Linked DNA regions of Mus musculus: regions 2, 3, 4, 5, 6 and 7 are each linked to region 1. Evidence: chromatin loops called from intact Hi-C (ENCODE). Cell type or tissue: left cerebral cortex. All regions are shown on one strand. Region 1 overlaps Tmprss6 (transmembrane serine protease 6). Region 2 has its middle 26 kb from the start of Elfn2. Region 3 overlaps C1qtnf6 (C1q and tumor necrosis factor related protein 6). Region 4 has its middle 2.3 kb from the start of C1qtnf6. Region 5 holds the start of Sstr3 (somatostatin receptor 3). Region 6 has its middle 11 kb from the start of Ift27. Region 7 has its middle 15 kb from the start of C1qtnf6.

Region 1 (4,000 bases):
GGGGATGCTATGGGGGTAGGCTGGCTCTGGGGAGGCTGCTTTTCCACATTGCCATCCTGACACAGTGCAAGAACCGTGGGCTCCTGGGTGTTCTCAAGGAGGAAGCACACGTCAGGTAGACTTAGTCCAGCGCAGGGAGAGAGGAGGGAAGGCGTCAGGCTGCTCACCACAGTTTCTCTCATCCAGGCCATTGGGGCAGTCCTTGATCCCGTCACACGCAGGGACACACAGTCCATTCACAGAGCAGAGGAACTCACCAGGGCAGGCTGGGGACAGGAGAGGGACAGTAGGAAATGGAAGCGGAAGAGCACACTTAGGATGCATGCCATGAAATACGTGCGTCTGTATCCTTACATGTACACAATTAGGTGCCCATACACCTGCTCCAGTGCCTGGTGTCTGTGGTCCATGCAGAGCTACATCCAGACAACACACACCCAAAGGGATACATGTGACTGCCTACCCAGCACATAAAACTACGTGCCATGTGCACACATGTGTATGAAGACACATAGCACTCTCACTGTGGCCTAGCCTCATAAATGTTTGTGCACATCTGGGGACAGCACAGGGGCAGGGCACGGGCACACACACACACACACACACACACCTCAAATTGTACTCACGGTCTGATTGGTTGTACAAGCTGTAGTACACTTGCACACCCGGGCCTGTGAGGGAGATCTGGGAGGTGAAGTTGATGGTGACACCATCTGAGGCCACCATGGGGATCCTCTCAGCATATGGCTGCAGGGTACGGAAGCCACACAGCCTAGGAGTGACCAGGGATGGCTTAGACACATAGACTGGTTTCCCAGCCAAAAAAAATGAGAAACAACCTAGGTTCCTATGCACAGCCAGGGTAAGGACCAGGCAGTCAGAAACAATGGGCCCCACCCACACTCCCTCTATCTCCATTTCTCCTTTGGGTGGCTGCTTAGCCCCAGAGACATCTTCTAGAAAGGAGTTTGTTTCTGTCACTCTCCTGCTCAAAAACCTGCAGTGGCGCCCCATTGACTGTGGGATAAAATTCCATCCAGATTCTTGCCCCAGTCACCCATAGGCTCTGAGAATCTGGCTAGTCAAGGGCCTCCTCTGAGGAGTCTCACTCTTCCTCTTTGTTCCACAAGGAAAACAATCATTTCTGCCAGCCTTCCATCTACAAAAAGGTTCCGTGTGTCTGCAGAGGCAGAGGACCTCAGCTGGCCAACTGTCTGTAGACTCACCCCACACAAAACACAGTTGGCCCGCTGAGCAACCTGGCAGGCTCACTCAGCCCGTGGACAGAGATGATTGAGAAACTGCAAAGTGGAGCAAGAATCCTGCCCGCTTCAGTTCAGGGCAGGAGAAGCTCTGGAAACGTAGTTTCCCAAGCCCCTGACCCTCACCTTCACGTTCCTGGCTAGGCTCTGGCATCTGTAATCTACTTGCATGAGTAGCTCTCAAAGTGCAGTCCAGAGACTAAAAGTCGCCTCTGTAGTGACCCTCTAATCCTGTTTGACCCTCCTTCCCTCCTTCTAACAACACAACAGAATTTCCAAGATAGGTGACTGGAACCCTGTAACTGAGGGCAGATGAGTGTGTGAGGGTGCCAGCCCTGCTCTATTAAGCCAGTTATTAAAGAATCTGCAAATAATTTGAAGGGTCGATATTTGTGTTACTAGATGTTGGCGTGCCCCATATTTTCAAGGCAAATTAAGAGGTCCTGAAAAGGAATTGTTTTTCAAGCACCCAGAGTTCCAACAGCCCAGCTGCTCGTCAAAGAAAAGATCGCCACCAGGGGGCGCGCGGGGCAAGCCTGGGTCTTGTCGTCACCCTTTCCCCGCCTCCCGCCCTTTTTCAAGCCAAGGAAATGTGGGTTCCTGGTGGATAAAAAAGATGGATTCCTGGATTGTTATCCTCAGAGGACAGGCCCAGAAAGTGGGCAGGGCATCTGGAAAATGTGATTTAAAAAAAAAAGAAGAAGTTATTTACTTTAAAGAATGCATTTTAAAGAAATCGCAGTACTTTCCCTTTATGCATGGGAGGCATTCCTAGACTCCCGTGGACACCAGAAATCCCACGCAGTGGCGAACACTACCTGTGCTATGCTCTGCCTGTACACATCTCTCTTTGTAAATCGGGCTCTAAAGAGAGCGGTAGCTAATGAAACAGATTCACTTCTGGAATTTTCCACTTAAGTATTTTCCGATCACAGATTACCGTGAGAAACTGAGAGGGAACTGATGAAATATACATTTCTGAACTAATCAGATTTAACTCCTGACACAGGCACTTAACCCGCAAGAGCAAGGGTTAGTCTGACAAGGAAAGTTAAAAGCCCGGAGACGGGAGGGAGAGCCAGAGCCTAGCCGCCCTTGACAAATGAGATCACCACTAGGGGGAGCCCTGGAGCAAGCCAGTCCCTTTCAAGCTAAGAGGAACCCGATTGTTCCTTGAGGACGTTGTTATAAATATATAAATTTGTGTTATGGTTATGATAATCTTATACCTATCATGCATTGCTATCCCAGGGAAGGGTCCCAAGAAGCAGGCAGGGAAGCTGGGAGCATCCCAGAACAAATGTAAGATTCAGGCATTCGGAGCCCTGTTCCCAGGTGCGGCCCTCTGAGTTTCTGGCCCCTCTGGTCCTCCCGTCCACCTAGCCCTCTCACCTCAGCAGCTAAGTGCTGGAGTCAGAAGGAACCGGGGCACCATATGGATTGCCTTGCTACCCCACCCCACCCCACCCTGTGAGTTTAGCAGGGGGATCTTTCTCCTAGGCCTGTCAATCCGGCATATCAGCATCTTCCCACAGAGGAGCTGGAGAGATGCTGGGTGGATAGGCAGAAGCATGGATAAGAGAAAGGAGTGGGAGGGGTCAGGCCTCACTGTGAACATGGCTCTTTCTATGGACAAGCTGAAGGACAGAGGGCAGAAAGACAGCACTGAGGGAGGGACAGTGGCCTGCTCTGTGGTGGACAGGACATTTTGCAGAGCCGGGCTCCATATAACTTTGCCACCAGACGAGTTAGTTCTGTGACCTCGGCAAACTTCAGGCCTCCGTAAGTGTGGTGGCCGAACTATAGTCAGGAGAAAGCCATCCCCTGACCCCACCTCCTTGCAGATATTTCAGAGAACCTGGAAGAATGGTTTGGGGGACCTGATACAGAGTGGCTGCAAGTGGCACTAGTCACAGGGCCTTGGGGAAGCAGAAAGACCACTTAGAGTCAGGCTTACAGGGGCCTCTGGAGCCTGTCGTTCTGCCTTATCTCATGGCTGGAAGTTAGCAGAAAGGGTCAGGCAGGTCACAGGAGAGTGACATCACATGAGAGGAAATGAGGGCAGGTTCCTGGAAGGGGGGAAGCCAGTGCTGCGGTATCGCCCAGTGAGGAGGTTCTGTGAAACCCAGCATCCAGCAGCTAGATCTTACAAGGACAAGACCCGCGTCCCCACCCCCACCACCTGCAGGCCACTGAAGGGCAAGCGGACCCTGTGGGGACAGCAGAACAACAGAACAGCAGGATGGCAGGCAGAACCAGGAGAAAACAAAATGGACAGACAAGATAGGGACCAAGGGTGCCCAGCTAGTAGAAGAGTCCCTTGTCTCTAGACTGGCACTGGGGACAGGGGTTCAGCCATCTTTTCCCTGTACTCCTCAATTGCTGGACCAAAGGACCTGGTCTCCCTCTCCCTTCCTCCATCTCTCAGGCCCCTGCTACCCACACAGCAGATTTTCCAGGACACATTCTTCAGAGAATTTCCCAGCAATGACGTTATCTTTATCAGCCCACAATAACCAGAGACCAGGCCCCAGGCCTCTGTTGTATATTTCCCATCATGCCTTGCCCTCCCCAGGGCATTCACTGTATGGAGCAAGGAGTTAACTCTCCACTGGGGACCCTGTATCCCAGGGGAAGGGCTGAGATGAGGTGCAACTTTCCCAGCTGCTTTCAGAGGAACTGGTGAGAGCCACAGAGATGCCCTGATCTCCCATCGGCTGGGAATGGCTCTACTGAGA
Region 2 (4,000 bases), 300 kb after region 1:
GTTATGGTGTTTCTTGGAGGAAACCAAATTTTCTCCAGGGTGCTGGAACATTCCGAGCTGCCCTCTCCAGCTGCTCTCATAATGATTAACCCGTGCGTGGCTTGCTGACATCAAGGAGAGCAGCCCAAGGCCTTCCTATTGCTTAGTTTTGGAGGTGGAAATGTGTGTTTGTGATCAGCAATTTGTATGTCAAACACAGGGTCAAGAATTCTACCAATTTGTCTCATCCTGAAGCCTGCGTGAGGCAGCTCCTTGCATCCCATAATATCTCCCCTCTGACCCTGGCAGAAATTCCTCCATCCAATCCAGAGAGCCTGGGGAGGGGGGCAGCCATACAACATCCTACAGTACATGCACGTATCCAGGTCAGACTGGAGAGGAACCAGGGCAAGCAAAGGAAGGAGAGCTTTGAGCGCGCGCGCGCGCGCGCGCGTGTGTGTGTGTGTGTGTGTGTGTGTGTGTGTGTGTGTGTGTATCCTCTCCAGGTACTGGGGAATCTGAAGCCACCAAGGGCTGTGTGTGCAGTCAGACACACACACACACACACACACACACACACACACACACACACACACGGTGGGCGGGGGTGTAATCCCTTGGCCACCAGCACTAGGGACTTAAGCCTCTATCTAGGCTATAGCCAGGCTCATGCCTCCAGCTGCTCTAGCCACCTCTGTCCCCAAGTCTAGGCTCCCAAAGGCTCAGCAAGGAAACCCTATTGTGGCTGAAAGCCAAAGCCAGCAGAGCCAGCTGTTACCAGGGTCACACACCGAACACAGGTGTACACATGCACTCATGTACACAGATGCACAAAGAGTGGTGTATCAGACACAGGTGCACACCAATTTGTGTCCCCAAAGGCAAGGCAATCCCAGAGAGACACAGAGACATCTAAGGAGGATGCACACAGGCACACACATAGAAACTATCCCGGAGGGGAACTGCACACTTATTCTTGCCCCTAGCTATGCACACCATCCTGAGGCTCCCAGCTTTCTGCCTCCGTGAGATGAATCCAGCCACGTGCCCCCTCCTACTCTTGCTGCCTTCCACAAATATCCACCAAATCTCATCCCTTCATTCTATTCCCTGCCCTGAAGCCTGGACCATAAGGACTTGGGGTATCAGGACAGCCTGCCATTGTCCTGCAGCCTCCCAGCCCCAAGTAGGGGGACCACACACAGTAGGTGTCTGACTCCAAACCTCCCAGCCCTGGACTCTGGCGCCCCCCTCCTCCACCCTCACAGATGGAGGCAGAGCCTGCCCCCCCCCCACACACACACACACACACACACCAGTCCCAATTTCAGGAAGGCCCAGGCAGGCGCTCAAAGACTACAACTGCACCCAGACTCAAGTAGGAGGAGCCAGGCAAGCTTCCTTCTGGCTCCCCTCCACCCCCACTTTTGTCTAACCTCCTGCTTCCACGCCCTTCCAGAGGCAGGCAAGGTGGGCAAGGTTTCAGTCCCATCTCTCACCCAAGGCTAGGGGATGGTCACAAGTGGCTTGCAGAACCCCCAGTCTGCCCTGACTGGCCTCGAGATGGAACGGGATCAGGGTATCTCCAGGCCCCAAGGAGACACATCTTTTGAACTAGCCTGTGACCCTGTGTTCTGGCCTTTCCCTCTCCCTGAAAGAGAAGCTGAAAAGCTGGGGGTAGGTTCGGTATTGATCCGTGCTCACAGTCAGCTGTAACCACGGCACACGTGTCATCGTTACCCTTCACCAAGTGACAGAAAAGCACTTGCTTTCAATCTTCCTAGAATTCACTGCCTTTCAAGATAGTGAAGCTGTTGTCACTTCTAATTGATGGCTGTGTCCCTAGCTGGTCATACTTGTTGAGCCTTGTAGAGACACATAGTGTAATTCTCTTCCCTGGACTGGAAAGGACGTTCTAGAATTTGAGTAAAAGGGGCCCACTCTAATGCCAGTTATGTCTATTTAAGCCATAAGGCCCCTCCAAACCTCGGGCCCATCTTGCTTAAGCCCTAGATGAGAAGCCAGGCCTGTGGCACGAGTGCCCCCTGCTGGTGATACTCTGTACTGCACACTGAGACTCCAGCAGCGTGTGGATCCCACCAGCCGTCCATACATAAGGCTGAGACTTCCTGGAAGGGTGAGGGGACTCATGAAGTCCTGAGAAGGGGCTTCAATAGGTCATGAAGACTGTTGGGACAGCTACTTCAGCATCCAGGAGTGTGGCAATGGGCTATGGGTGGCAGACACCTGGCTAGCTGGTGGATGCCAGGTAGGCTCAAGCAAAAAGACAAAGGTAAGCAATCACTGCGGAGCGAGGACCATTGGAGGGACCAGGAGTGTAGGATGGGCAAGTGGAGGGAAAGCCACTGTTTTCCAGAGGTGGGATGGATGGCCTTGGAGGTACAGTGTGATCTTGGGAGAACAGTAATCTTGTTCTATGACTATATTAGACATACGTATCTGGCCAACCACGTCGCTGGCATTTAAAAGTACAGATTTTATGTACAAAGGGTCATTGTGATAATATAGCAAGCACACACACACACAACACCCAGAGAAATCCCATAAATGCTGTCAGTGAATGAATGAATGAATGAATGAACAAAGGAACAGGGAATGGATAAAGGTGTGCTGCAGAAGACTATTGATGTCTTTACAGAGCAGAGTGGTCCATGGCTGACTGACCTACAGAGTCACTTGGGAAAGTCTGTGTCCTTGATTCCCAGAAGGTTGCAGACGTGTGTCACATGAACCTCTGAGGACACAGATACCCAATTTAGAACAGCCCTGGTTTCAGTTTTAAAACAATGAAGCTGCTGTCACTGGAGGAGCCTTGATGACAAGAGACTCTAAAGCCTCTCGCAGAATCGGGGACATGAACTGACATTGATTCAGCTCCTGTGACAAATCATGGCTGGCCTTGAACTCATAGTTATCCTCCTGTCTCAGCCTTTCAAGTGCTGGGGCCCTAGGCATGTGCCCCACCTTATCCCTGGCTGGAATATGTCTTTTGTTATTAATTTATTTTATGTGCATGGGTGTATTGCCTGAATGTATTATGTCTGTGTAACCTGTGTGCATTGCTTGTAAAGGCCAGAATAGGGTGCTCTTTCTCCTAGAAATGGGGTCACAAATGGTTGCGAGCCAGCATGTGGGTGCTGGGAATCAAACCTGATCCTCTGAAAGAGCAGCCAATGTTCTTAACCACTGAGCCATCTCTCCAGCCCCTGGCATATGTCTTTATTACCAGCAGATATAAATATTACATCAGCTGCTGTGCAGAGCACAGAGGACCTGCCAGCCTAAGTTTATTTATAAGTTAGTTCATTCACAAGACTTTTCTCCCTGGGGGGAGAGAGAGAAAAAAACCTTCCAGGAGAGGCTAATTACAAACATGTATTAGTGTAATGTAGTTAAATGTGATTATAACCTGTGCATCTCTCGTAAGGGTGGTCCTGATTCACTCATAAGCATTTTCTTCCTTCCTTGATTAAAGTTGGAAGAGTGTGTAGTTTTGTGCAGGGTTGGGAGGAAGACTTCCTCTTGTATCTTTAAAGCCACAGGGAGGACAGAGCATGTGAGTCAGGACAGCAGGTAGCATGGGAGCTGATCTATTATCAAGTCAGTCACTTTTGATAAGAGAAAGGGACACTCCAGTCATGGAGTCTTGTGGCTGGACCTCGGGAGAGAACTGAGAACAAAATGAATTTATTTTATGTTAAATGTATTTATGTGTAGCTGTGTGTGCATGAATACATATGTGGCGTGTGTGCAAGAGTCCTTAGTGATCAGAAGGAGTTGGGTCCCCTGGAACTGAAATTACAGGGAGTTTGTGAGCCACCTGATGTGCATACTTGGGGCCCTTGGAAGAGCAGCAAATGTGCTTAACCACGGAGCCATCTCTCCAGCCTGAGTCTGCCTTTCTTTTTAAAGCTTTGAGGGGGTTTTAAAACAGAAATAGTTTTGCCGCAGCACCATATCAGAACTAAGTTCTGTTCATAGCAAGGTATTCGATAGCAAT
Region 3 (4,000 bases), 77 kb after region 1:
GTGAGACTCCAGGAGTCTGGCTGTGAATGACTGGCGGGACAGAGTGTCTATCTCCCGAGGCAGGAGATGGCTGTAGGGCAAAAAGTACCAGGCTGAATTGCCAAGAGAATCCAATATCTTTATTCACACTGGCCAAGCAGGCAAGGACAGTCGGGCTGAGGGTGGTTTCGTAGAGCCAGCCCTCACAGCACATGGCGGGCCTTGCCTCTGTTACCCTGCCATGGCTCGCTTGGTTGTAAGCACCAGAGATGCCCTCTCAGGGCCAGCCCTGCCTTGGATCTGCAGAAGCACCAATGGACGGAGGCCACCTTCCCCTGAGAAGCTTGGGCAGGCTACAGTGGGAGAGGGGAAGGTTGGAGGGCCACCAGGCTACACACCCTGGGAAAGACGTGGAGGTCTTGCTTTTTTCACAACCTCCCCCAGGGCCTGTCTTGGCAGCATGGCTCAGAGAAGGCCCCCAGGTAACCTGAATGTCACTGGCTTCAGTCCCTAGACCTGCTTTGGGCTGAAACCTGCCACCTCTGTCCTGCCTGACTTGCCCACGATGTCTGCAAGGGCAATACAGGCAGGAGAAGCTCTGAAATGGGAGCCACCTCCAGGGGGACAGGGGCTTAAGCACCTTCATAAACCCAGGGTGAGCCTGGGCCTTGGAGGAGCCAGGAGGGCCAGAGAGCACTAGTGCATGGTCTGACCATGGCTAATGTCTGGGGGAAAGAAGGGGGCAGGAGGAGTCTTCTAACATCAGGGAAGAGAACAGGCTCCAGTTCCCAGATGCCCCTTCATCCCAGATACATCTAAACTCCTGGGTCTCCTCCCAGCTAAGATTATACCTATATTTGCTTTATTGCTGGGCACAGGGCAAGAACGTGGAGCATGGGAAAGGTTATCATCCCATCTCCGGGACCTGTCAGACCATGGAAGCAGTGGAGAAGGAACCACGGTGCCCGCGGACCCAGTCTAGAGGAGCACCCAGTATGTGCTCAAGTCTTAGTACCCACTTCTGGGCTTTCCTAAGGCCTGAGACCATGTGAGCGCTCAGCATTAGACAAGTGCACAAATGAACAATGGCTGGAAAAGGGGAGGAGGGGAAAGGTCAGGCATGAGGGAGGGCCAGGAGGAGGAGGAGGAAGCTAGAGGATGTGGAAAGAATGCTAGAGTTTGGGGGTAGGGGAGCAATTCCAGAGTGTTCCTGAAGTCCCTAGAATGCTGGGAACACTTTAGAGAGAGCACAACTCCTCAAGTGTGATCCACAGACCTGTAGCGTCAATGTCATGGAGGAAATCACTAGAAATGAAGAATCCTGGGTCTACCCCAAATGCAAAGCCAGCATCTACCAGATAATAAAGACCCCAGGGATGAATAGAGTGGTGGAGTGTCAGGATAGCCACTCTAGAGGCTGGCAAAGTCTGAAATATGTAAGCCCCAAAGTATCAGAAAAACGAAGCTAAGAGGAGAGGGATGGAGACAGACTGCAGTAACTGTGGAGACAAGGAATGGAGAGCAGCAGACCCAGCCCTAGGACCTGCCCTAGCCACCAGCTGCCCAGCTGTGAAAGTGGCGGGGAGGGAGGGGAGAAGGGGGGAGGGGGGAGAGGGGCGGAGCTCAGTTGTCCTCTGCCTTGATCAGGTGGCCACTGAAGGTGATGTACGTGTCCACGTCATCACTGTAGATGCCGTTTTCCCGCTCCCGCTTGAAGAGCCGCACCCACACACGGTCACCCGGCACCAGTGGCAGCATCACACTCTGGCTCTGCATGATGCTGCGTTCGCTGGGCTGCGCGTACAGGATCACCACTGCCTGCTCATTGTGCACGATGTGCACGTAGGTCTCCTTGTAGTTCCAGCTGTGTACGTTGAGGCTGAAGAAGTAGAGGCCGCGCAGGGGAGCCACAAAGCTGCCAGTGGCCATGTCAAAGTGGCCATCCGTGTTCACAAAGACCCTGTCGAACAGCAGTGAGAGGAAGTTCTCGCTGCTGTGCAAGCCAGTCTTGCGGCCCACAGAGAAGGCTGAGTAATGTGTCTGGCACGAGCTGCCAGGGCTACCTGCCTGCCCCTTGTCACCTTTGACACCCTGAGAGCCACGGTCCCCTCGGGTACCATTCTTGCCTGGCTTCCCTGGTGTTCCTGTAGGACCTCTGTCCCCTTTGTCACCTGTGAGGACATGAAGGGGAAGAAATCAGGACAGGGACCCACCCGTGTGCTAAGCACTCAATTTTGGAAGTGTCTGCCCTTACCTGGGTCCAGACAAAGGAGTTGGTGTTTATTGAGCACCTAACTGCATGCTGGGCATCACCACCCCAAACATCCCATTCTGCAGAAGTGAAACTGAGGCCATTTCCAAGACCTAAAGTGTGTCCTATCCAGCTCAGCCTGGGACCCCTTCCTAGCAAGAAAAGGGTGGCAAGCTTCCGGGAGGTTGACCCGCCTAGGCCAGCCAGGGGGTGGGGTAAGGTAAGACATACTTTGTACTTTTGGTTAGAGAAGAAAATTGCCTTTGGGTCTTGGGTGTTTAGGGTGTACCTAAAAGGGCAATGCCTACTTCAAGGTTACACGTGAGTCCTTCCTTGGCAAGGAGAGGACAAGATATCCACTCAGCATGGCCCAGCCCATCTCTACCCTCCCTGGAACTGGTGATCTCCTAGTCACTTTCCCAGCCCTGGCTGCAGGCCAGATGTGAGCATAGATATGACACCGACGACGCCCCCCACCACCCCAACCCCCAACAAACACACCTAGTGTGTACTAAAGAGACCTGACTGCACGTATTTCCCTGATGAGGTACACCTCCTCAGGTCTCCTTGACCATAATGGTGAGGTCAGCGGATGGTAGAGAGAAAATGGGGGGCCCAGGTCTTTGAAGACAGGCCAAACGAAAGTGGGGTGGGGTGCCATGTCCTGGGAGAGGTACCTCACTGGGTACAGAGCACTTGAGCACCCTCTCTGCCCAGCCTCCGGCCACCGTGGCAGTGGGGAGGAGAGTGCTTTCCTTCTACATTCAAGCTAGCAGGAGGTTTAGAAAGAGGCCATCTTGACCTGCAAGGTATGGCCTTGTGCTACAGGGAACCATCCACTTTTGACAGCCTGATCCAAGGCAACACAGAGCTTGGGATGGACAGTCACAGGAAGGACATCCAGGCCCAGGCCCTCCCACCTCCAGAAGCTAAGCTGCCTGAAGTTGCATGGAGTGAAGCCATGAAGTATCCTCACCCAGGCAAGTAGAGTGTGCAGGAGTCTCAGGGGCCAGCTGGCTATCAGAGGGGAATGCCCTGCTCTGTCTCTGACATCGAAGTGACTCCAGGAAAGTCCCTCTCTTCTATTGGACACTAACTCGTGTCCTCACATTGGGTGGGGACACAGTGAGCAAAGATGGAGCCAGGATGTCAGTGGTGTGGCCCTGGCATTTATGGGTCCCCTCGCAGAGGTGGCACTAATTCTGTCACATCCGATGCTATATATCAAGGAACCACCGGTCATTGAGCTCTCCCAGGAGCTGGGGCCAGGTCCTCTCTCTGATGCCGCTGAGAGAAACCTCTATCCTGGTGGTGGCTGGTGACCCTGTGAGCCCACGTCTTTCTCCCATGACATCTCTCTTCACACTCCTGCTGGGGAGCCCCTTACGCTGTGAACATAAGTTTGCACTTCACCTTCCAGGAGCCCTGTGTACCTGCCATGCTCAGTCTGTCGACTGTGCCCCACACTTCACCCCAATACCCTCTGCCCACATTTTGGATTCCAGGGCCTTTCCCACTACCCACCCCATTAACCTGGGGAATCGGTTGGCTGCACATCATCTATTCCTTAGCTCCTTATACACCCTAGGTCCTGTGTACATGCAGATGGAAGGCAGACAGGGCCTAGGCAAGACCTGCCCTGTTTTCTTCTGTCCCTCCCTCCCCCCTCTCCCTCCCTTGCTCCCTCCCTCCCTTCGTCCTTTCTTCCCTCCCAATTTGGCCCACACCCTGCCCAGTGTGGTAACTCACCCTTTAGGATAGTAATGTTGA
Region 4 (4,000 bases), 84 kb after region 1:
GCATGAGCCACTGGTACCCATCCTCCATAGGTATAAATCCTGGTCCTAACACCCAGCAACATGGTCGAGCATTGCCTCTCCTGCCGGAGGTGTTCAGGGATTCTGCCCCTACCATTCATGCTGGACCAAAGATGGCTTATTCCTTCTTCCCCACCTGGAATCCTGCCTTCACTGACTCTCCTAAAGCCAGCTCCCTTACAGAAGTATAACCCCCAACATGTTCAAGGTGGAGCTGGGGGAGGCAGCCTGTGTGCCCTGGGACTAGGCAAAACCCTGCCTCAGTTTCCTCCTGGGCAAACTGGGGAATGTTTAGCAAAGACCACCGCCCTGGCTCCTAGCCCTGGTTTCCTGGAGGTCGGAAACCCTGTGCAATTCCTGTAAAATGTCCCTCACCCTTGGCGACCTGTTATTTCAGTTTTGCTGGATACCTCCTTGCCTGAGCTAGGTTTCACCTCTCTGGGGAACCTTGGTCCTCAAAAGTATTTAGATTTATTATTCCTAGCCCCACCTCCAGCCTCTCTCCAGGTTAGCAGCTAGAGGGTCTTGGCAGTGGTATTACTCTCTAGCCCACTGCTTAGGGGATAGATTTAGGTCTGGGACTTCAATAAAAAATAAAAAAGTATACCAGCCCTATTTCTTAGGGTCCTTGACAGGGCTGTCTCTGGGTTCAGGCTTCCTGGGCATTTAGGCAGACAATCCAACAGCAAGACTAGGCCTGGAACGAGCCTCAGAGATGATCTAATCCCATCCCTTAATCAGGGACATTGTGGCCCAGGGAGATCAAGCCTTTGGTACAAGGTCACATAGCAGAGCGAAATCCAAGTTGAGAGGACGCCAGATTCTTCTAGTCTGGTGCTGCCTCCCAAAATGACTTGGAGTTCTCAGGTCCAGTCAGGAATACATTGGCAGAAGAAAGCAGAGAGGGGGATGATAGCCCTATAAGGGCCACCACAAAGCTCACACTGGCATGGCTCTGTGTGGCCCTGCCGGAGCAGCATTCTTGAGGCACAGAGCCAGACCTGCAGAGAGGCTACCCGCTTCAAGCTGCAGCCACCAGAGCAAAGGGCTGAGTCAGCGGCCCCGGGGGTGGGAACAGCACCAGGCAGTCTCAGATCTCTGGGAAGAAGGCCGGGAAGATGGATGAAAGAAAAGATGGACGGTCAGGGAGAAGCAGGCGAAGGGCACAGTAGTGCAGAAGGCTGTGTGCCTAGCACTGTGCACCCCACTACACTCCGCACCGAACTATACAGGGACAAGGCTGCTCATCCGGCCCTAGCAAACCAGAGGCTGCCGGCTACTGACCTCAGACACGAGGGCGTCCAGGCACATCAGGTAGACTTGAGACATGAAGTCCAGCTCTGGAGTAACAGACAGACTATGGCTCTGTCCCATGTCTTCTTTCTAACTTCATGACATTGGGTAAGTCCCTAATTCCCCGAGTCTTTGGAGGGGAAGCAGGGGCGGGGCTGATATGAAGGTTTCTCTGTGTAGTCCTGGCTGTCCTGGAACTCACTCTCTAGACCAGGCTGGCCATGAACTCATAGAGTTCTGACCACCTCGGCTTCCCCAGTGGTGGGATTAAAGGTGTGCTTGACATTTCTCTGGGTCTTAATAACCCTGGGCCGAACGATCTTGAAGAGTCCAGGATTGTATGAGTGTCTGGGAACAGCCAACCAAAGGGTATCTTGCTACTTTGGTTAAGCCCAGTATGCAGAGGTGTGCACCCACTTTTCTCCGCACACCCACCAGTGGATACCTTCTTATACTCTTTCACAGCCTTTGCCAGTAAATGTATACCCGGACACAAAAAGCCAGAACCAGGTCTAAGGCCAGAGTCCTACAATATAAGTGTTTGTTTCTCTGCTCATTCCTGCCCTTTCTCCCAGGAGGCAGGACAATGACTTACTGACGCCAGAAGGCAGCCCTGTGTAAACTGTGAATGGTAAATCACAGTTGGAGTTCAAGGTCATTACCGAGTTAAGGTCTAAACAGATAGGTAGGAGGTCGCCATCTCCTGGAGGGAGTCAGCGCGCGCCCCAGCACCCAGCACCAGTACCTCAGCAGGCAGTCCAAGCCTGGCTGGGGAGCAGAGTGTATTCCTCCAATCCTCAGCACCCCAGAAAGTAGGCAGAGTTCCAGGGCCCAAACCGTGGAAGCCTAGTAAGGGGAGGAGCCGAGCATATCCGAAAAGCGCTAGAATCTATTCCAGCCGAGCAAACCGAACAGAATTGAATCCAGCCGAGTACGGCCGAGAAGAACCGAATGGAGACGATTTTTTCCGAGCCTTAAAGAACAGTCGGGTCCAGCCGGGTAGTTCCGATTGTGGCCGAATAAAGCCGAATCTGAGCAAAGAGGAGGAGCTGGTGCTCTGAGGTCCAGCGGCGCCCCCTGGCGGACACAGAAAGAACTGGGTTGACCTGAATGGGAGTCATTGTATCACCTTGCTGTCTGATGGAGTTGTGAAGTGCACTTCAGGAATGAGAAAACCGAGGCTCCACCAGGACCTGAGGTTGGCTCATGGGCACTCTGAGCTAGGAAGTGAATGATCTGGGGTTCCCCTGATTGCGTGTGGCCAAGAACACCCGTGCCACTGCCCACACATAAGTCAGGTCGTGTTTGTCCATTTGTTACAGCCAGAGCCTACAGAGAACTCCCTTTTAGAGAGTAGACAGAACTCAGACATAACCATAGCCTCACAGATGGAGAAACCAAGCAGGCTCTGCAAGTGTTGACCGAGGGCGGCGGAGCGGCAGTTCCCATGAGCAAATATTGACACATTTCCTGATCATTAAAGCAGAAAGTCCGACTGAAAGAGGACATTCTGTCCCTTCTCTGTAAAGCTTTGAAGCCTCCTGCTTCCACCCCAGGTCTTAGTCTCCTCACCTGAAACAGGATGGTAACAAAGGATGTGGCCGGGATCCCAGGTCTCTGGGTCCCTATGGGGCATGAGGTGTGGCTGGGCACTCCTTGGAATGAGTGAGAATGGGAAGCTGTCTGTATGTGTGTACATACTCCAGATTCACCCACACTGTACAGTGCCCTGAAGTGCCTGTCCAGGGCTGCAGGGCTTGGGACCTTAGGCCTCCAGGAAGCAACTGAGGCCATGTGGTCTGACTGTATATACTTCCAGGGGCATTGAAGGAGCTGACACTGGTAATCTCAGAGCACCCAACCCCCCAGCATCACCCTATCCACCTAGGAGGAGGCTGAGGCAGGAGGATGGCCCTAAACCAGAGCTGGGAAAATAATGTTCTTAGTCATCTTTCTTGTTCTTAGTTGTCTTTCTGGTCCTGATATTGGGCAACGACTGTAACAGCCCAGATTACCCCAGGAGGTCTTACACGTCTGTCCTGTAGACACTTCTAAAAATGCTTAAGCAGCACCTGTGGGCAGCAAACGTTGGCTCACTTACAACCTGAGCACTTCCTTGACCCAGTGAGGAAGAAGCCAAGGCAGGGAGAGGTTGATCTATGGACTCAAAGTCAGGAGGTTAGTAAACGGATGGGTTGGGACTAAACCATAAGGAGTCTGAGTCTATAGTGTCTACAGAGTGACATTCTGCCGTCCCTTCCTTGGCTCCTAGAGAAGCCATCTGGCCTCTGGGTTCAGCCTTTGGCAGCTAATGGCACCCATTCACCATGTGTTGCATGACGGATGAGCAGGTTGGTCGGTCAGATCTCGGGAACCGAGCCGGAGGAGCCACTAACACCCTATGGCATGTAGGCAGTGGTCTTAGTGAGAGACACAGCCAGAGCTTCAGAAACAAAGATTATTGTGTCGCCAGGAGCAGTGGTTCATGCCGGGGGTGGGGGGTTGGGGGTGGGGGAGTGGCACTTGGGAGGCCAGTCTACAGAGTAAGACTCTGCCATGAAAGAGAAAACAAGGGCTGGAGAGATGACTTAGTTGGGAAAGTGCCTGCTTGCCTTGCAAGAGTGAGGCCCTGAGTTCGGATGCCCAGTAGCCTACATTAAAAAGCAGCTCATGGTCACCTGTATCTCTA
Region 5 (4,000 bases), 95 kb after region 1:
GTGAAGATGTAGGCTGCACCCTGGGGACCTGGGAAATGGAAGCCCTCTGGCCTCCTCCTCAGCAGGTTACTGCTCCTAGAACATCCAGGTACAAGGCTAAGAGCAGTCCCTCCCATGGGCCTGACCCTCTGCCCCATCTCTTCCCCAGCCAATAAACCCCTCTTCCCACCCCACTGGTTGGTGCCCTTGGATCCTGGATCCGCTGCAGAGTGGGCTGAAGGGGAAGTCTCCAGGCTAAGAAACTGCCCTTCTCACTCCTGTATTTAACTCACTCTGGGTCTGGACCCCTCCACTAGAAGCTGAGAGTGCTTTAGGTTTCCTACAGAGCCTCTGGATGTAGGAGGCTCCTGGGAAGGGGAAGCACCTAGCTCCCAGCATGCTCCTGAGGAGGAGCATATGTGACAGTTCTGAGCACCAGGCTGGCGACAGGCTGGCGATGCCAAGAGTGGCAACAGACCCTTGGCTGAGTGCCAAGGTGTCTCCCTGATACACTCCAGGTTGCCCAGGTTTCTGGCAGCCTCCAAGCTCCTGGCTCTGTGAGCTCCAGAATGTGTTCCTCAGCCCACTGCCCCCTCAGCTCTCTTGAGCTGGGTCTAGCGAATCTGGCCAGTGGGCTGTGGGATTCTGTAGTGTCCTCACAGAGCTGGCAGCTTCTTGTTGAACCCTGACCCCAGAAGACTTCAGGAAAAGCTGGTGTCTCAGAACTGACACAACCCCTGTGCCTACAGTGTGTGGCTTTCCTGTTGTCCTCACCAACTGTCCAGGAACTAAGAGGAGTATCACAATCTGGGACATAGACAGGAAGAAGCACTTATAGGAGGACCTGTGACCAATCATCCTAGTTTACAGACTGCCAAACTGAGGCCAGGCTAGTGCAGGTCCCTGACTCAGTATTGTGATGGTTTCACTACCCTGCTGGCTTAAGCAGAATTTGTCTGGCTGCTTGTGCTCTTGAACTCTGGACCATGGGCCCAAAGCCTCAGCCCCACAGGAGCCTAGAGATGAGCATTTAAATTCCTGGAACAAAGCCATGAATCTCAGAGTCTCAGGGTTTTCAAGCCCCATAACTTGAATCAGGGAATACTCCAACTCCAGACAGCTGGAGTCAAACCATCCTAGGTGAGGAACTTTGGGATCTAGGACCTTACGGTTCTGCTCCCGGGGTGGGGGTGGGGCACCCCTACGTCACCTGGCCACTCAACCCACTTGCTTTACACAGTGCCTCTTTATAGCTTTCCCATGGGGTGGCCAATCACAGGTGCCCAGGATGGCAGGAGAAGGGAGAGTGGAGAGCCAGGCAAACCTCATTTCCTGGCTTGAGACACAGATGCCCTCAGGGAAGCCCAGAGTGTGCTCCAAGGATGGCCCCTCCAGGCTCACATAAGCACATTCATAGCCTGCAAAAGCATGTACACACACACACAAACACACACACACACACACACACACACACACACACGTACACACACATGCATGCACACACACTCACAGGAACACAGCTACCCAGCCAGACCCTCCTCAGACTCGGAGGTGGAACATCCCTCCTGGTACCCTGGCTCCCCTCCAAGACACCCTCCTTGCAGTCAAAGTTGATGGGCCAGGCAGGTGCCAGAACAGAGAAATCACAGCTTGTCACTGAGGGGGGAAACAGACCTGCAATTTCGATGCCGTCTTTTCTTTAAGGTTCTGCGATCCTATGCCTGATCTAATTCCTCCTTGGGAGGGAGGGAGGGACTTTGCCTCCCTGTCTGGTTTATCTTTGGCATGAGCTTGCCTGAAAACTGGGGGTGGAATCTCCTCAGAACTGTTCAGGAGGGGAGAGACACACAGAGAGGGTGAGTGAGTACTCCCAAGCACCACAGCAATTAAGGATGGCCCCTCGGTCATGCCAGGTACTCCTCTCACTCAGCACCTACCCTTTCCGAAGTGCTTTCCTTCAGCACCTAGCCTAGCACCATGAACTTAGTAAGTACTAATGGAAACAAGCAAGCTAAGCAGGGAGAAGTCAAAGGAGCAAGGCTGGGGCAGGTGATGAGGAAGGAAAGTTGAAGCTCAGAGAAGTTAAGTGACTTCTACAGGGTCACCCACCCGGTGAGTGAGAAATCCTGTCTGTCTCCTGGACCATGCTGGCTTCCTTAAAGGCCTCTGGTTGGAGTTGTCAAGAGTCAGGACATCCAGGGACAATGTAAACTGAGGACCCCTGGCTGGCTCTGCAACGCACCTGTGCTCTGCACCCCTGGACCTTCCCCGCCCCCTCCCGGCAAGGGGCTGGGATTTTATTAGCCAGCAGTGACTGACATGAGCCATAGGCCCGGAGCCTGACCCTCAGAGCCACCCCCTCAAGCCCTGAGCTGAGAACTTAGCCTCTGCTGATGCTATGCTGTGTGACCTTGGACAAGTCACTTCTCTCTGGTTCCAGACTAGACTCCTCCTACTTTAATGGAGACGTTCATTCCTACCTTACAGGGTTGCTGCAGAGGTGGAGGGGGCTCTTCAGAGGCACCACTGCCAGCTTCAAGGGATGCTCGAGGCCCGGGAGGCCAGATGGTAGCTTGCGTCTGGTTTGGTCCAGTTCTGACATGCTGCTGCACAGAGGCTCCAAGACTCTGGAATGATGGCACAAGATGCTGAGATTAATAGTCCTTCCTGCCTTCCAGCCCACACACCAGAAGCCTCATTGCTTTCTGGAACTCCCTACCCTTTGCCAGCCCCAGACTTAGCCCCAAATTCAATCTGGTTAGAGATTCCCAGGTATCCCACCCTCCAAGTTCCCATGACCTCAGCTCTCTTACCTGCCCACTGGGCAAGAACTCCCTTTGTAGTTGCCAGGCTGGTTAGCATTCTGCAGCCAGGTACCACCAGAGCACAGCCAGCTGGGGTGCCACACGGTGCACACTCGTCCAGCGTTCGTGGGCGTGGACCCTTCCTAGGTCCTTGGGGGCCACGTCAGCCCACGTCGCCTCTCCCATCTGGTCCTCGGCCCTGACTTGTCACCCGCACCTGGTACGTCACCCCCCATCTCCAGGACACGTGGAGGGTGCCGGACACGGGATGGGGGGTCTTCGGATGGCACCCAGTTGGGGGTGGCAAGAGACACTTCTCAAGATGACAGAAATGTGAGATAGCAGGGGACATAAGAAGCCAGAGGAAAATAAGGAAAGGAGGGGGAGGGTCGGAGGTGGAGAGAGAGAAAGGAGAGGGAGAGGAGACAGTGTGTGGGTGGAAAGGCAGAATGAGGGGGAGTAAGGAGAGATGCCTAGCAAGGAGCAGGGACAGAGGAGCGAAGAGGAGAGGCGAGAATAGATGGACTGAGGAGCAGGGAGAGATGCAGAAAAAGGCAGGGACAGAGGGAGGCAGGAGGAAGGAGAAAGAGGGGGTGGTGGGGACAGTGACAGAGAAGGATTGTGCCACAGATGGTGACATAGAGAGCCAGCAGACGCGGGGGGTGGGGGGAGCAGGAGGGTGCGGGAGGGGCCGGGAAGAGGAACTGAGCACCGGACAGCAGGTGCCAGACTGAGGGGCCGCAGGTTAGGGGCGGAGGCCAGGCCGGGAGAGGGAGAGGCAGATCTCGTTACCGGGGAGATTTCAGCCACCCACGCTGGCCTTGGCTCCTGCGGGGACTTGGAAAAAAAGAGGGGAGCAGCAGAGAGAGGGAGCTGCCTGCCAGAGGCAGGACAGCACCAGATCCCTGGGACGTAGTTACCCATAAGGGAGGGGGCTGCTCAGCGGAATGAGGAGGAGAGGGCAGGGTGGGCTCCGAGATGTGGGCTCCGAGCCCACATATCCCTTGTGGAGGATTCTAGGAGCAGCAGGACGGGTCCAGGAGACTGTGATGCTGGGGTCAGTTGGATCTGGACAGAGGAGCAGAGAGATGGTTTAGAAAGTAAGTATTTTAGGCTTTGAGAGCCGAAAGTCAAAGGTATACACCGAGGAAACAAATTCTCACTCTTAACTGATACACTTTGAATAATAACAACTGCCCTTGAAGACAATTGTTCAT
Region 6 (4,000 bases), 260 kb before region 1:
GAGGGGGGGGTACCTGTCAGGCCCCTGCCAAGGTGTGCCCCTGAGCAATTACACCATGCAACAGATCTGGTCTAAGAGGGCTTATTGGGGGTAAGGGAGGGAGGGAGGACCTGGGGAAGGGGTAGAGGCAGACAAGTGGATATGTAGACAGGCAGACAGACAGATGGGGACACAGCCATGAGGTCAGAGAAAGGGGGCACAAAAGAGGAGGACAGAAATGAGGAAAGAGAGAGGCTGGCTGGGAACGTGGTGGGAACAGGTACCACAGTTGAGTGGCAGACAGTCCTTTTACACACAGTCCACCTGGTGTACCTGGAGGCGGCAGGTGATGACATAGCCATTGCTAGGTCCCTTGGAGGAGTCTAGTGGAATAACAATTACCCCCCATGAACTCACCCTATTTCTTTCCTTAACCTCTTCCCTTCCCAGGTTGCAATAGTCTCTACCCAAGTCTGGCCCTGTGAGGTCCCCTCACCCAGGAAGCTTATCAGACACCATCGAAAGCACTGGCTGGCAGTGAAATCGCCATCGGGGGCAGGGAGACAGGAAAGGTACACAAGCGACTAGCCTCCCAGACAGAGAGACCCCAGAAACGGTGTCACTCATAGACTCTGTCCTCTCACCCTGATGACAGCAGCACACACTAGAGCCTTTCCCAGCTGATGCTGTCCACGCTATATCAGGTCGGAAAGGAGAAATTCCAAAGGGCCTGGTCACTGTCTCCTTGATGTAGGGTGTCCTCTTTGGGTCTCCATGTGAAGCCTGCTGTGTGGTAAGTACCTGAAGGATCCATCCAGGATCCGTGGTCAGCAGGAGGTGAACTGTGTTTTTAGAGTCTGTAAGCTGGCTCAGACAGAGTGCCTCAGGGCTAGGAGGAGTGTGCGCTCCTGACAGCCCATCATCTGCTGTTAAATCCCTCCAACAAGCGCCCTCCTCTCCACTGCACACCTCTGCTGACAGGATGCTCACTTCCTTGCCTTCCAGGTCAGCGGTTCCAGGGTAGTCAGGGCTTCTTAGGCACGATCAAGAGCTATGGCTGTAAACGCCATCACTCGTCCTGATTGGTGCTCATGGACCCACACAAAGCAAGCTTGCAGATCGCACCTTGCCCAAGAAAGGCTTAACACGACGTCCTGGTTGATCCGAGAGTGGTATCTTTGTTTTAAGAATTAATTTGCTCAAATAAGATCAACTAAGCACTCCCGTGTCACTGGTAACTGTGTTTGGTGCTTGGGGCTCCAGTACCGATAGAGTCTCATTACCTCGGAACCGAACAACCAAACAGAGACGGTACACGCTGATGGCAGAGAGGAATCATGGGACAGTCAGCTCACCATATGAGAACAGCAACTAGCCTGTCCGCGTTTACTCCAGCTTTTCTCTAGACTCAAAACTTTTTGTGCCCCTCCCCCCCCCCAGAACACTCTGCACCTACAAAGTAGCCGCCGCCTACTTCACTCCTCATCTATACTCTGCCAGTTGTAACTGACATTTCAGAGAAAAGGAATCGGTTTTTTGGTTTGACTATAAAACCTCTTCAAAGGCTGCCCGTGTCAAGAGCTTGGGCTCCCAGCTGGTGGCACTATTGAGACGCGGTTGCCCTGTAAGGGGGACACACTTCCTCCTGGGTTCCTAGCAGGACAGACCATTAGGAGGTGGGGCCTAGTTGGAGGAAGCGCGCTATTGGATAACGCCTCCTTGTCCTCAGCATCCGCAGCTGTCCTGTGTAAGCATCCTCCTCAGACACATCTCCCTTGCCAAGATACTATATTCTGCCTCAACTCAGGCCCAAGGCAATGAAGTCAGGCAAACACCACTGAATCCTCTAAACCACGAGCCAAAACCTGTCTTTTATATATGTGTGCTAGGAACCTGAGTCAGGTCTCCAAGCTTCTGCATCAGGTGTTTCACCAGCAACCATCGCCCAGCCTGGGCCATCTGAGCCTATTCGTAAGGCAGAGTTCCCAGGGCCCAGCACGTAATCTACTGAACTGGCAATTAGGGTTCAATAAGAACTCTGGAGGGATGAGGCATTAAGCTGATTTCTCTAGCGTATTCTGTTAAGCAATGCAAAGCCAACAAACACAGTGTGTGTGTGTGTGTGTGTGTGTGTGTGTGTGTGTACACTTTTTATATTATACTTTATGATACAGTTTGGGGTCCAGCTGGCCCCCAGGTTGGCCTATGCTGGGCAGTACATAAGCACACACCAGGCTTTTCTCCAAAGAGCTGCTAAGCCACAGCCTTGCTCAGAGGCTACCACAGCACTTCACATGCAACATGTCTAACAGCTGGTGAGATGACTCAGCACCTATAGGCATTTGCTGCTCCAACCTGATGACCTAACTTTTTCCCCCCCAGAAGCCACATGGTGGAAGGAGAAAACTTCGATGTCCTCTGACCTTTCAAAGGACATCTGCCTACAGGGTGTCTTAACCTGACAGTGTTCCTGTCTGCAGTCATGGTGGCCGAGGGCTACCATTTGAGAAGATGGGGTGATCCCAACCTCACCTTTGTCTTTCGAGGTGTCCCCTTGCCTTGTAAGAACGAACCAAACCGAAGCCATTTTGAGTAAAATTTCCATTTGGAGTAGGGGTCAAATAAAATTTAGGTTCCCAAGACCTCCTTGGGTAACTGATAACCTGCTTGGCAGGGAGAGACAAGTGTGTGGGTTACTGACATCCTGACTGGCAAGTTGAGACATGGATGCTACAGCTGAATAAACCAACAACTGAGGACAGCGTAGATGTACCACACAGGGAAATGGCCCTAGGGGCGTGCCCTATGCCTGAGTTCTGACTGGTGGGAAAACATAACTGTAAATTCGCACAAATGTTTATGGTTTTCATGCTTAAATGCTCTGTAACATTCTGGCTCTGGGGTTGGTGGTGGGGTAGGTTCACAGTTCAGCTTCCGGGTCCTCCCTGTGTCCCTGACAGATCAGTAGAGGCCTGATTACAATACATTCTTGCTTTCTGTATTGACTTAGTGTTTGAGTTGTGTTGGATCTCGGAGGACCCTATAACAGCTTCACATCATGAGTCCACACTTCCCATGCTGTGGCTGTGTGGCTCCCGGGGCAGCGCCGACCTCAAGCAGAATTTAATCTCTGCCTGGATTCTTCTCTGCTGTATTTTTTTCTGCTCAGTGGTTGAACGAGCTAAAAAAGCCTTGCTATTTTCAGTCGTATTAGCTGTGTGGTTTGGGGATCTTACCCAATTTCCCAGAATCTCCCTTTTCTCATGTGTAAAATAGACTTGTCCTTGGGCGCCTGTGGCATGGGCTAAGAGGCGATGTCTTGGTCTACCCCTGCTGCTCTAGCAAACACTTAACATTTGGCAGCTTGTGTATATCGGCTTCTCACTGTCCTGAAGGCTGGAAATTCAGGGTCAGGAATCTAGCAGACTGGGATTCAGCTGTAATAGCATGGGGGGGGGGGGGGTTGTTCCATGCCTTGTTTGCTCCCAAATAACTTCAGGGCGTTTCCATTCATTCTCGAGCCCGGTTTAGCTCCCAAATAATTAACACAGACTCTTAATAGATTTATTAACAAGCCGGCAGCAGGAAGCTAGACATGTTCTGAGCTATTCTAACCCTCTAAGGCTGCCTACTTCCCAGCCATGTGGCCCTTGACCTGCATCTGAGTCTCGCCCTGGCTCTCTCTGGTCTGTGTGTGTCCTTGTGGCTGCTCTCTCATTGTGACCTCATGGTGACTCCTCCTGCTCCCTCCATGTGGTCTCTCCACACCTTCTTCTTGTTTTTGTTTTTTTTCACTTGTTTTCTCTCTTTGATCTCTTTGGGACTCCCACACTGAGCTTGGCTGTCCTCCTTCTTCCCCTGTCCTTTCCTAATCAGCCATAGGATGATCACTTTATTAACCAACCAGAAATGATGAAAAACATTTTTTTTTGCATAGCATTGAGACCAGAGATGTTTGACCATGCCAAGGTCTGGGTTGCAAACAGACGTCTGGGCATAGACATCACCATCTGAACACGCA
Region 7 (4,000 bases), 67 kb after region 1:
GCTAAATCACTAGCCTAAAAAATGCCCCATAGGTGAGAAGTGTCAGGGCTGGAGTTAGAACCAGGACTTCCTGGCTTCAAAACACATCATCTCTTCTGGGCCACTGCACCTTTGGAACAAGAAAGCCAAAGGATACTTGAGGTACCGCTGGCCGTGTTGGGTCTGGCCAGGCTGTGTTGCCCTGATTTTGCAAAGCTGCCTGTGGCCTTCTCACTGTTTCTTTGGCCCCTGCTTATCAAGCGAGCATCTGATAGGCCAGGTTATATGCATTAGTGATTAACTAGATTAACAATAATGCATCACGTTAAAGAAAGCAAGCAGCATACTTCTTGGAGCTGTTGAACAGAGAGCGAATCCAAATTGAAACTTTCTGCTTCATGCTTCCTGTGTCTTCCGTGCCGTCGGTCTCCTGTTGGCTGAGTCTATGCCTGCCCGAAGGCTGTCTCGTGAATCTGTTTGTTCCTGTGTGTCGTTCTCATGTGTCTGTCATGTGCGACTTGGTCAGCTTTATGTTCTGTCTGTGTGTCTGTCGTGCGTCTGTCCCTCACAAAGGACTTTGCTCTGCATTTATTGAACAGCACAGAAAGCATCACGTGGAAAAAAGAACGGGGCCCTTTACAGAAATCTTTAACAGTAACTACAACGGATTGAAGTCTCTGGCTCCAACTGATCCCAGCCAACCCAGACAACAAACACTGCTACCAAACATCACTGTGTCCCGACTAACAGTCATAAACAGATGCTTTCAACCTTTGTGGTAGATCATAGAAGGCTCCTTTCAATGAGCGTATTTACTGCTTTTAGCAAATGACATGTATGCATCATTCTGGGCCGGGGGGCCTGGAAGAGTATATAACGTAAGGTCACAGTTATATATTAGCTTAGGTTATAGAAGTTGGTTACATGGAAATCCGAGTTAAGTAAGGCTGGCTGCTTCTTAGTTCTCTTAGAGGCAGGTTAAACAAACAGGCTGAATGTGCACACACTGTAGGCAGGCCGACTTAAGTGATCTCAGGGTGTATGGTTAACCCTGGCCATGGGGTCCAGCAAAAGCCCCAGTCTCTCAGTATGTAAGAGATATTTTCGTAATACTGCATTGCTGTTTGAATTTTGCTTTTCCTGGGCACTAAAGGAAAACTTGCCTGTTGTCAATGGCGAACCATTCATTAAACTCCTGATCTGAGAGTAATGGGTCACAGGAGGCCACCCCATCATCTAGGGGTCCACCACTTGTAGGGAGAGACAACAGATATAGCATCAAATGGCTATACCTGGAGTTTGTATGTCCCCAAAAGAGGAGGCCTGGCTCAGAGAGAGCCAGGGAGCACAGCCTCAGCTGGAAAAGAGACAGAAAGAGGCAAAGCAACACAGCAGGCAAGCCTCGCTGACTAAAGATGACACCTGGAGCTTCCTTCTTTCCCAAGTCCAGCCCTGATCCAGCCCCCACCTTTCCTGGAAGGACCACGCTGCTGTGAGGAGTTCATGGTGTGTGTGTGTGTGTGTGTGTGTGTGTGTGTGTGTGTGTGTGTGTGTGTGTGTGTGTGTTCTTTGCAGCATGTGTGTCCAGAAGGCTGGGGAACTCTTTCCAGCAGGAGTCAGAGGTCCTCTGGGACAGCAGAGGGTCCCCACGCTCTCAGATTTCTGGAGTTCTGGTTTCTTGGAGTGCTGCCATAGCTGATGAGGGACCCTTCTCTGTACTGAACTGGAAGGGTCTCTTGACTCCTGACTGCTCCTGCTGGGAAGAAGGCTGCGGTTACCATGCACACATGTAGAGCAGTGTGTTCCAGGCACCTGCAGTGAACCCGGTGTGTTATAACAGAACCTGTGCTTCCTGCCTGGGCAGTGAGGCTAACACATGCTCTTTACATTCTTCTGTCCCTTCTTACCCCAAACGCTCACCTGTGACACTTCTGCCTGAGGACTTTGTACACTAAAGGTAATCTAACTCCTTTAAGAGAAAATGAGATAAAACACACAGGCCGATACCTGTAGTTGCCACCAGAGGGCAGTGTGAGCTCCATCCTGGTTTCCAGGCAGTACCAATCAGCAAGAAGTGACCAGAACGACAAAAAGCCAGCCTGCTGGGGACCTAGATGATAGACCTGGGCTCAGAGAGGGCAGCTATCATTCTTAGTTCACACAGCAGGGCAGGATGTGAACTCTGACCTTCCAAACACCCTGTCCGTGAAGCCTTCCTGTCTACATCTGGCATCCATCCTCACCCTGGCCCTGGTTCCTCCCAACCTTATTAACACCAACAACTTCCTGCTTGATCTCACTTGCCTTTCACTCCAGCATCTAATGGATCTGGTGCTAGTAGGTGGACCTGCTCGGTGTGCCTCAAGTTCATAGGTTAAGGTCTATGGGCCCCACATCTTTTCAAGAACCTAAAGCCAGGCATAGATGCTCCCGCTATCCCTGCTGAAAGGGAGGGAGGAGGAAAAGAACAAAGGAAAGAAGGAAGGAATGAGAAAGGAAGATAAAAAGAAAGAGGAAAGAGGTAAATAGATGAACAGATGGAAAGATGGGCAGGCAGATGGACAGATGGATGGATGGACAGACGGATGGATGGATGGACAGACAGATCAATGGATGGACAGATGGATGGATGAGTGGACAGATGAACAGATGAGCTGACTACAAGCTGAAGAGGAATCTATTGATCCTTCCCTTGTCCCAGAAAGAATCTGATGGTCTCTCAGGCAGCTCCACACCGAGTCCCGTGGAACAACTGGGGTGTGAAGAATTTGCATGCTAACCAAGGAGTTCTCTTAGCACTGGGGGGAAACATATGGAAATTATAATGAAGGCGGCAGCATCGCAGCATCGGTGCAGCGTCCCTTGGCCTAGATTTTTGTGACAGCCCTGGTAGAAAGAAATATTAAATCCATATGACTTGATTCTAAACCTCTCAAGACTTTAATAAGCTAAACCGACAGGGAAAAAAATCATTTTGGGGGGGGGCTACAATTTTGTCCTTAGAAAATGTTCTCTGGTGTGTTCCTTGTTTAGATCATGCTTACGCCGTCATGCTGACAGGACTCTGTGGGTGTGGCTCCTCTAAGGGACCACATCTGAGCCCTCCTTCTCATCTTGTCTTTCAAGGGGAGGCTGCTGATGTAAAGCCTTCCAGCCCACCCACCCCCACACCCCTACACCCCCACCAATGCACCCCACCCCACCCCCGCCACAGGCTGGACCACGCCCTCTGATCCTCTGCATAAGAAGCCTGTGGCTTTCCAGCCCTCACTATGGTCTCCTTGAAGAGGAAGTGACCACAGTGGTTGACGTGCCTACCACGCACCCAAGGAAGTCCTGCATAGTCTGGAAGCATCCTTCCTGTTGGTCAGGAGGATGTTGGACAGCATGCAGGCTGGATGGCTTTTACCAGTTTTTCTTTATTGTTACACAAAGAGGCTCACATTCCTAAACATACAGACTAGTCTGCTTAGCCCATATAATGTAGCCTTTATCTATATGATCTTGGGAGAGGAGGGCGCTTTCTGAGGCTGGATTGGACTACGCACACATCCTCTGGCTTCCCTCCTCAATGCCAGGACTCCTCCTGGGTCATTCTGCATGTGTTTACTAACGTTAAGCAAAAACAGGTCCCACCTCAAAGAGAAGAAGACAGAGTATATTCTGAACAAAGTATGAGTGGCCCCAGGCCCCAGGACACTGAGTCACTTTGCCCCAACTGACATGTTCCATTTGGGTACATGAGCACTTATAAGTCACAGAACAAAGGAAAGGGTCATAACTCAAGACCCTTAGAACACATCTCGATTGCAGGGCATGGGGCCGCAGGTTACAGCAAAGGGTGTGGGGGTGGCCATTACTGTGGGCTTTAAGAGTCGTCAGATGGCATTGTCAACTTTGAGGCCGGTGGAAGCCAGTGGTCTTTTAAAGTCCATACATTCTAAGCTTTACCTGATAGATACAAGGGTGTTAGATTAGGTACAAAGGTGTCTGACATATCGCTACTAAAGGGGCTACAGTT

Evidence for each region. A loop is a pair of places that touch in the nucleus more often than their neighbours do. Peaks named below come from ENCODE experiments on the same cell type or tissue, not always from the same donor. Only the 100,000 strongest peaks of a DNase experiment are listed, where the experiment ranks them.
Region 2: a loop joins it to region 1, with 9 times the contacts of the local background. A loop is called at or near these places in 11 of 42 quality-filtered maps.
Region 3: a loop joins it to region 1, with 7 times the contacts of the local background. A loop is called at or near these places in 35 of 42 quality-filtered maps.
Region 4: a loop joins it to region 1, with 8 times the contacts of the local background. A loop is called at or near these places in 35 of 42 quality-filtered maps.
Region 5: a loop joins it to region 1, with 5 times the contacts of the local background. A loop is called at or near these places in 31 of 42 quality-filtered maps.
Region 6: it touches region 1 in a loop (2.1-fold over the local background); 4 of 42 quality-filtered maps call a loop at or near these places.
Region 7: a loop joins it to region 1, with 2.4 times the contacts of the local background. A loop is called at or near these places in 16 of 42 quality-filtered maps.

What each region holds. Positions count from the first base shown.
Region 1 is chr15:78,446,037-78,450,036 of GRCm38, forward strand. Tmprss6 (transmembrane serine protease 6) reads right to left here. Exons shown (of 18, transcript NM_027902.2): 11 at 627-772; 12 at 168-266. Among named protein-coding and RNA genes, the nearest start is that of Kctd17, 19 kb to the left of the region's middle. In left cerebral cortex, CTCF peaks have their summits at 1,770 (motif pointing right) and 2,380 (motif pointing right); DNase peaks (open chromatin) are centred at 1,801 and 2,372; H3K4me3 peaks cover 595 bases; H3K27ac peaks cover 1,224 bases.
Region 2 is chr15:78,742,412-78,746,411 of GRCm38, forward strand. No RefSeq gene overlaps it. Among named protein-coding and RNA genes, the nearest start is that of Elfn2, 26 kb to the left of the region's middle. In left cerebral cortex, a CTCF peak has its summit at 2,030 (motif pointing left); DNase peaks (open chromatin) are centred at 1,018, 1,288 and 2,018.
Region 3 is chr15:78,523,249-78,527,248 of GRCm38, forward strand. C1qtnf6 (C1q and tumor necrosis factor related protein 6) reads right to left here. Exons shown (of 3, transcript NM_028331.5): 2 at 3,980-4,000; 3 at 98-2,150. The coding sequence ends at 1,603. Among named protein-coding and RNA genes, the nearest start is that of C1qtnf6, 4.4 kb to the right of the region's middle. In left cerebral cortex, no CTCF peak of the experiment used is centred here; no DNase peak of the experiment used is centred here.
Region 4 is chr15:78,529,991-78,533,990 of GRCm38, forward strand. It overlaps a transcript of C1qtnf6 not described here. Among named protein-coding and RNA genes, the nearest start is that of C1qtnf6, 2.3 kb to the left of the region's middle. In left cerebral cortex, a CTCF peak has its summit at 2,386 (motif pointing left); DNase peaks (open chromatin) are centred at 1,106 and 2,275; H3K4me3 peaks cover 472 bases; H3K27ac peaks cover 1,476 bases.
Region 5 is chr15:78,541,344-78,545,343 of GRCm38, forward strand. Sstr3 (somatostatin receptor 3) reads right to left here and starts at 3,002. Exons shown (of 3, transcript NM_009218.3): 1 at 2,793-3,002; 2 at 2,460-2,606. In left cerebral cortex, no CTCF peak of the experiment used is centred here; DNase peaks (open chromatin) are centred at 473, 1,017, 1,237, 1,779 and 2 more places; H3K4me3 peaks cover 4,000 bases; H3K27ac peaks cover 4,000 bases.
Region 6 is chr15:78,183,460-78,187,459 of GRCm38, forward strand. No RefSeq gene overlaps it. Among named protein-coding and RNA genes, the nearest start is that of Ift27, 11 kb to the left of the region's middle. In left cerebral cortex, a CTCF peak has its summit at 1,567 (motif pointing right); a DNase peak (open chromatin) is centred at 1,625.
Region 7 is chr15:78,512,744-78,516,743 of GRCm38, forward strand. No RefSeq gene overlaps it. Among named protein-coding and RNA genes, the nearest start is that of C1qtnf6, 15 kb to the right of the region's middle. In left cerebral cortex, a CTCF peak has its summit at 2,005 (motif pointing right); DNase peaks (open chromatin) are centred at 2,004 and 2,744.